Regions from separate parts of the Homo sapiens genome. Here region 1 is linked to region 2. Evidence: read pairs that join two places in POLR2A ChIA-PET (ENCODE). Cell type or tissue: PC-9. All regions are shown on one strand.

Region 1 (4,000 bases), 96 kb before region 2:
CCTCTGCCTATTGCTTACTGTCTCCAGTCCCAGCCTTGAAAGAGTCACAGCTGTCTCCTACCCCCTCAAATAAATATAACTCCATGTGTGCTATTTTAATTATCTTAGACTCTAGGGATAAGACTGAAATGTGGGTTCCAAACCATAGTAATAAAGGGAAAATACAGGAAGAAAATAAGAGAACTGTCATAAGGCTGGGACATTCTGCCTCAGTCACAGAACTAATTGAATTATTACAGTATGTTAGAACTGAATTCAAATTAGGACATCACTTTTTGTAGATAGAACTCATGCTAGCTTTGTTTTTCATTGTTAAGCTCCTCCAGTAAGAAGTAAAACAACAGCTTATCCAAGCAGCTTAATGAGCATTGTGGGTTTTATCTTTGCAAAGATTAGAGCAAGGACGTTCAAGCTTAATAGCCTCAATAACAGTTCCTAACTTTTTTCTATCTGAGATCCTGAAACAGGAAAGATGAGATTTTTTAAAGAGCTAGTATGCTATATGTAAAGAAAAAATTAACTTGTTACTTATATATAATTATAAGTACTTATTGGGAGGAGGCTATGAAGAGGTGATTTAAAAAAAAAAAAAAAGTACTTCTCACTCTCTGAAGAGCCTCATCAGCATTATTGGCCTTTTGAGAAGCAGCCAGTAAAACAGTGATTTTTAGCCATAGATTGCTGTAAAGTAGTAGCTGGGGCCTGTGGCAGGAAGTAAGATTCATTTGTTAATTTAAAAATTCATTTTAGGAGTTACTGATTGGGAAAACAAAAACACAGTTTATGATATTAAAAGAATCTAGTCGGCCGGGCGCAGTGGCTCACGCCTGTAGTCCCAGGACTTTGGGAGGCCTAGGCGGGCAGATCACGAGGTCAGGAGATCGAGACCATTCTGGCTAACACCGTGAAACCCCATCTCTACTAAAAGTACAAAAACAAAGTTAGCCGGGCGTGGTGGCGGGCGCCTGTAGTCTCAGCTACTCTTGAGGCTGAGGCAAGAGAATGGCGTGAACCCGGGAGGCGGAGCTTGCAGTGAGTCGTGGTTGCGCCACTGCACTCCAGCCTGGGAACAGAGCGAGACTCCGTCTCAAAAAAGAAAAAAAAAAAGAATCTAGTCGAGGATGCAGTCAGTATCTACCCATTTAGACTCCGAGTTTCTTGAGAGGAGGAGCCATTCTTTTTCCGCTTTAAGAATCCCCTAAGATATTGCTAAGCACATAGTAAATAATCAACACATACTGAATTGGATTTCTAGTTTGTTCCTCTTCCATCTTCTTCATATTTTTGCGTTTTGTTTTTCTCTTTTCCTGGTGTTTCCATGTCCACGTGTCCCCTTACTGAGCTATGGTAACTTGTAGTTCCTCATACCTGTCACACCTGTGCTTTCATGCTTTTGCATAAGTGAGATTCCCTTTCCTCTCTGTTCATCAGAGGGAATAGAAGGCCGCTCATCCCAGAAGACTTCACTCCAAAAATCACTCCTGCCTGGTATGCTCTCTGCTTATTCATCCCTCACTTTTCAACTTAAAGGCTGCCTTCTCAGAGAGGCTTTCCCTGAGGCCCCAAATGTAAGTTATGTCACCTTATTTTCTCATGGAATTATTTCCCGTATAGCACTTAGCACAATTTCTAATAATATATACATCATACACACACATATTTATATGTTTTCTTAAATAAAAGCCACCTCCCTCAGTAGACCGTAAGCTTATAATAGGGATCCTGCCTATTTTTGTTTGGCATGTCGTGTGTAGATTGGGGCCTGACATTCAATAGGTACTCAATACACACTTGCCAAATGAGTGACTCACCTTTGAGAAAGATTCTCTTTTAGCACCTTATGTTAATACTTAACTTTATTATGACATTTATTACATTGCTGTCTCATCTCACTAGGTTGTTCGCTACACACGATTGCAGTTCACAGACTTAAAAATATGCTCATGCATGCTTTCTTTTCTTATACCTTCCCCCTGAGGTTAAACTCTGCCTTAGGTCACATTACTCATGCTTTCAGAAAGCTCTGCTTCTAGCTTTCTGAGCGGGGGAGATTCAGCCCCTTGTTTATTTTATGTATTTGGCTTTCAGGTAAATATCTACTTAGCATGCCCATTGTTCACTCACTTCCTTAGTCCCAGCTCATTCTGCTTCCCTCTTCCTAAAAAATAACAAAAACGAAACACTCCTGTCCTTGGAGAATAATTTTTGCATATGGTCACATTTCAGTTTAGTAGGATAGAATATTGAATTTGCTGGATAGGTTTTAACATTGCAAGAATTATCAACTGGGTTTTTATTGTGGCTCTAGATCTGTTTGTTGGGATAAGAAAAGATTATGAGGTTGGGCACAGTGGCTCATGCCTGTAATCCCAGCACTTTGGGAGGCTGAGGCAGTCGGATCACTTCAGCCCAGGAGTTGGAGACCAGCCTAGGCAACACAAGGAGCCCCCATCTCTACAAAAAATAAATAAAAATTAACTAGATATGGTGATACATGGCTATAGTCCCAGCTACTTGGGAGGCTGAGATGGGAGGATCGCTTGAACCCAGGAGTTTGAGGCTTCAGTGAGCTGTGATCACACCACTGAACTCCAGCCTAGGCAACAGAGTGAGACTTCATCTCAAAAAAATAAATAAAGATTATGAATGTGGGCACTGAATGATTTTTCTTTTTACCATGTCTTTCTCATCTATAGCAATGCTTTATAGATTGTTGGTGCTCAATAACTATTTAGTGGATTGAATATATACTCAAAAAAGAGCACTGGACTTAAGGTCAAAAGACATAACATAAATTCTATTCATGATCACATTATTTAATATTGTGACAGTATAGTACATAAAAGTTTTAAATGAAATTATTATTTATATATGATTAGATGTTGGAAATCTAAGAGGATCAACTGAAGAACTGTAAGAAACAATAAGAAGCCAAGCATGGTGGTATACACCTGTAATTCCAGCTAATCAGGAGGCTGAGGCAGGAGGATTGCTTGAGGCCAGGAGTTCAAGTTTACATTGTGAATCATGATAGTGCCACTGCACTCCAGCCTGGGGGATATAGCTAGACTCCCATCTCTAAAAAAGAAAAAAAGAAACAATAGACAATGTAATATAGCAGATTTAAAAAGTAGCATTCAGGCCAGGCACAGTGGCTCACACCTATAATCCCAGCACTTTGGGAAGCCAGGGTGGGCAGATCACCTGAGGTTAGGAGTTCAAGACCAACCTGGCCAACATGGTGAAACCCCCACCTCTACTAAAAACACAAAAATTAGCTGGGCATGGTGGCGAGCACCTGTAATCCCAGCTATGTGGGAGGCTGAGGCAGGAGAATCACTTGAACCCAGGAGGCAGAGGTTGCAGTGAGCCCAGATCGTGCCATTGTGCTCCAGCCTGGGAGACAAAGTGGAACTCCATCTCAAAAAAAAAAAAAAAAAAATTAGCATTCAAACATCAATAACTGTCTCTACTTTCTCTGTCAAATAGTAACTAATTTAAGTATAATGGAAGAAAATGTCACATTCACAATAACAAAATAAGATAAATAGGCTGGACGTGGTAGTTTCCGCCTGTAATCCCAGCATTTTGGGAGGCAGAGGCCAGGAGTTCATGAGGAGCCTGGGCAACAGAGGGAGGCGCCATCTCTTCAGAAAATTTAAAGATTAACCAGGTGTGGTGGCACACACCTGTAGTCCCAGCTGCTGGGGAGGCTGAGGTGGGATCATTGCCTGAGCCCAGGAGGTTGAGGCTGTAGTAAGCCATGTTTACACCCCTGCACTCCAGCCTAGGTTGGCAGAATGAGACCCTGTCTCAATTAAAAAAAACACGGTTGCTAGTATACATCTCACAGGGAAGTGGGGGGTGCCTTTAATTTCATTGACTGCAGTGTGAATGGTGCCCCCTGAGATGAACCACACAGTTTCTCTGAATATATTTAGAACATGTTCATAAACTATCTGGACATAGTGGCTTATGCCTGTAATCCTAGTACTGTAGG
Region 2 (4,000 bases):
AGCAAAACAAAAACAATGGCCAATGACTTCTATACACTAAAATAGTTTTCTAGGCTGAAATTTTTGTAAAACAATTTTAAGTAATATTTAGAAGGTGAGAACTACATTAAATTATCATCCAAATCCAACTCTGAATGAAAATATATAGGTTGAGTGGTGCATTTGAATTCATCTTGTTGTATAAGGTAAAAACTACAGATAATTGGGTTATTTGAAACAGGTTAAATACAGTGGGCAAGAAGAAAGCACTCTTTTTTTTCTTTTGTTTTCATTTATTCATTTATTTTAAAATAGAGATGGGGGTCTAGCTATGTTGCCCAGGCTGGTCACAAACTCCTAAGTTCAAATGGTCCTCCTGCCTCAAATGATCCTCCTGCCTCGGCCTCCCAAAGTGCTGGGATTAGTGCGAGCCACCTCGCCTGGCTGAGAGCAGTCTTACTCACTGTGTAAATTGCAAACTAAAACAGGATGGCAGGTTGTTGCCCTATTTCTATAGCATCTTATAGGCATGTAAGGAATGGAAAAAGAGAAGTGACTGCTATCAATACTTAAATTAGCAATTGGGTCATAGCTAGAACACTCAGAAACAATTACAAGACAGTTACACTGAATATTTTATATTTCTGGGTGAAATTCAAGTCAGGGATTGATAAATAGCATACTTACGTAATTATCAACAGATCTCTAAAAACGTATATTGACACAAAGCTTATATTGTGAAGTTTCTTTTATGAGAGGGGTTTCACTATGGTAAATACAATCTAGCTTTGTAGGAACTTTGCTTTGAGAGATGAAGACAATCTCAAGCATTCAGAAAAAGCTTCAGATGGTTACTAATGATATTTTTGGAAACCAGAACCTTTGAGGGAAGCATATGTGCAATGTTCAGTGACCTGAACTCCACAGTAATGTTGACGGAGACCACCCTTCCTAGACATCAAAGCTCTGACAGTCTTTACATACCATTCTGGGCCTCAATGACGGCAGGTTCCACCTTATCAAGATCTTCTTTGACACTCATCTGTTTGTCTGCAATTACCTCCTGCTGCTTATGCAGCTGTTCCTGGATTTCTTGGCTCATAACCTAGAAAGGAGGGATGGCTTAGGTATGGGTTAAGCATTGGTTAATTTGCTGACTAAATTCTAAACAACATTCTTCACTCTGCCAACACACACACACACACACACTCTCTCTCCCTCCCTCCCTCTCTCTAACCCTAAGACCCATTTGGAACTACATTTCCTACTCTCTCATTGGAGACTGAAAATGCTCAGTCCTTACAGGCCAGAATTCCCTGACACCATACCTTCTTCTTTTCAGCCTCCTGCTGGTCTTTCACCATCTTTTTCAGCTTGTCATTGGCTGCTGCATTCTTCACCTCCAGCTCTTGGCTCTTTATCCTCAAGTCACGACGCAGTTCTTCTACCTAAAGAGCAAAGCCCACACTCAGAGACGAGAAACATGCAGAAATTATATGGAAAGGGGTCCTCACTGCAGCTCACTCCCGTGAGGAATTTGTGCCTGTGACGCACCTGGTCGACTGTCTCTTTGATCTTCCTGAGCCCCACGTTCAAGTGCATCTGCTGCTCCTCCAGCTCGCTCCGCTTCTCGTGGAACAGGTTGGCATAGTGATTGATGAAGTCCAGGTAGTGGCGAGGGGTGATGGCCATCGTTCTGCCGCCTCGCTTTGCTAGCCGAGCATTCGCCTTTCAGAAAATAGTTACATCTTCTCACTCTTCAGGAAACTCTGTGACTTAACCTCAGAAAACAATTTTGGCCTTGGCAGATGGGTGTGACATGATAGAAGGAGCCTGGCCCTCGGGGCCAGAACACTCGAGTCGGGCCTCAGCTTAGCCACTTAGAGCTTTCGAGATACCCCTTACACTTCCAAACCTCTCTAAGCCCTTTAACTTCTCTAAACTGAGGATGGTGATTACACCAACTTTAGAGGTGTACTTATGTGAAAAGGCATCACAAATGTCAGTTACTATAGAAAGGTTAGCTAGCCTGCTTCCACCTTTTATTAGTAAGAAATGACAAGAAAGGGGCAAGGCAGGCCTGATGTGAGAAACTGCTCTGGTCCCTTGATTTCTGAAGCACAGCAAGATGATCAGACTACCAGGGGAAGCCAGGGCTGGACGACATTCCAAGGGCAATGGAGATGGCCTGCAGGGGCTGGGCAGCAGGACACCTACAAGCTCAGAGTGGATTTCACAAAGCTCTTCTGGGAGGGAGGAGTAGACTGAATTCTTCTATCACACAGAATCTACAGCAAGGATTAGCAAAACATGGTTAGCAGGCCAAGCCTTGCATTTTTCAGTAATGAGGTTTTACTGGCCACAGCCACACCCATTCATTTATATATGGTCTCTGGAGGCTTTTGCCCTACAATGGCAGCACTGAGTAGCTGTGCCCGAGACTACTCCACCTGTAAAGGTTAAAACATTTATGATCTGGCTCTTTAAAGAGAAAGCGTGCTGATTCCTGATCTAGAGGAAAGAGTAAGGGCCTGAACATACAGCAGCAGTGGGAGACAAAGGCAAAGGAGATCATTTTATCAGAGGCAGAGTCAGTGGGGGCACTAAAGTGTTAGACGGCTCCAGAATTTACAGCCCAGTGACAAGAATGAGATGTTACTAAAGAGGTAAGAGGTAAGAAACAAGTATTTCCTTTACAAATAACAGTACAATGTCAAACATGAAGTGCCCTAAGGTCTATTTATGTTGTTTTGAGTCTGGGTCTTGCTCTGTTGCCCAGGCTGGATTGCAGTGCCGTGATCTCAGCTCAATATAACCTCTGCCTCCTGGGCTTAAGTGATCCTCCCACCTCAGCTTCCTGAGTAGCTGGGACTATAGGTGCCCACCACCATGCCCGGCTAATTTTCTTTGTATTTTTTGTAGAGATGGGGTCTCGCCATGTTGCCCAGGCTGGTCTTGAACTCCTGGGTTCAAGTGATCCTCCCGCCTTGGCCTCCCAAAGTGCTGGGATTACAGGCATGAGTCACTGCACCTGGCCTTAAGGTCTATTTTTATAGCAATTTAGTTTTATATTAGCATGATGGTTAGTTTTGTGGTTTATCTGTTGATCTCAAAACTGAACCCACCTGGTGAAGAGTCTGATGAACAAACACACAGCTGTTCACAATGGCTTCCCGATGGGATGGTGGCTGCGGCAGCTTATCATACACAACTGGCATGTAATCAGGCACGATGTAATTTGGCTTCTCCAGATCCATCTTACTTGTGAATTCTTTGCCAACCTGATACAGTGCTTCGGTGGACCAGTCTCCAAACCAATTCAACACACACCTGAGAAAGAGGCCCATGTTTCAGGACAGCTATGAGGGGCAGGCTTTGTCCCTTGGAAGGACACCGACTTTCCTGACCCAGAGCCAAGTAAAGGCCCACGTACCTGTTGAAAAGTGCTGGTGATGTAGCTGCCCGGTCCTTGAGTCCCTCCGAGGACGGGTTCATGGTGAACACGACGTGGAGGTTGCGGATAACCTGGCTAGTGAACCACTTGTAGAGCTCCTCGTGCGAGTCCAGCATCAGGCCTTCCTTCTGTGCCCCCTCTTTGCACTGCGTCATCAAGGTGGCATACTCGTCTCCTTCAAAGAGACCAGGCACCTGGGAAACAGCACAGTGCTGACTTACTGGTCCCCCGGTAACACGTAATGCAACGCAACACGTCACCTAATTACCTCTCCATTGGCCAGAAGGGTATTCATTCGCTCCAGGAATCCAGAATCTAACACATTAGATTCATCCATTATAAATGCTATCTTTTCATTTTTACAGCCAGAACGTCTCAACACTGTCCGTAGATCTTCATCAAAGTCTTCCCCTGTGTACTTCCTATGGACCTACAGAAGCAGAGGCAAGTTAGGTCCATTCCTACTCACTGAGCTCTGCACACACATCTGTTGCTGGGATTAAGAGGCCACCGACCAGACGCACCTTAATCTGGTACACACTCAAACCGTTCATCCAGGCGACGAAA

Evidence for each region. Peaks named below come from ENCODE experiments on the same cell type or tissue, not always from the same donor. Only the 100,000 strongest peaks of a DNase experiment are listed, where the experiment ranks them.
Region 1: POLR2A ChIA-PET joins it to region 2 with 9 read pairs; 1 of 35 experiments calls an interaction of 5 or more read pairs at or near these places.

Annotation. Positions count from the first base shown.
Region 1 is chr14:102,123,633-102,127,632 of GRCh38, reverse strand. It overlaps a transcript of HSP90AA1 not described here. Among named protein-coding and RNA genes, the nearest start is that of WDR20, 14 kb to the left of the region's middle. In PC-9, no CTCF peak of the experiment used is centred here; DNase peaks (open chromatin) are centred at 1,402, 2,002 and 3,002; H3K4me3 peaks cover 1,241 bases; H3K27ac peaks cover 3,167 bases.
Region 2 is chr14:102,027,246-102,031,245 of GRCh38, reverse strand. It overlaps DYNC1H1 (dynein cytoplasmic 1 heavy chain 1), which reads right to left. Exons shown (of 78, transcript NM_001376.5): 45 at 3,958-4,000; 46 at 3,702-3,863; 47 at 3,413-3,627; 48 at 3,105-3,309; 49 at 1,534-1,707; 50 at 1,308-1,427; 51 at 964-1,084. Among named protein-coding and RNA genes, the nearest start is that of HSP90AA1, 58 kb to the left of the region's middle. RefSeq lists an enhancer at 2,725-3,924. In PC-9, CTCF peaks have their summits at 2,117 and 2,382; DNase peaks (open chromatin) are centred at 1,105, 2,305 and 3,155; H3K4me3 peaks cover 1,157 bases; H3K27ac peaks cover 4,000 bases.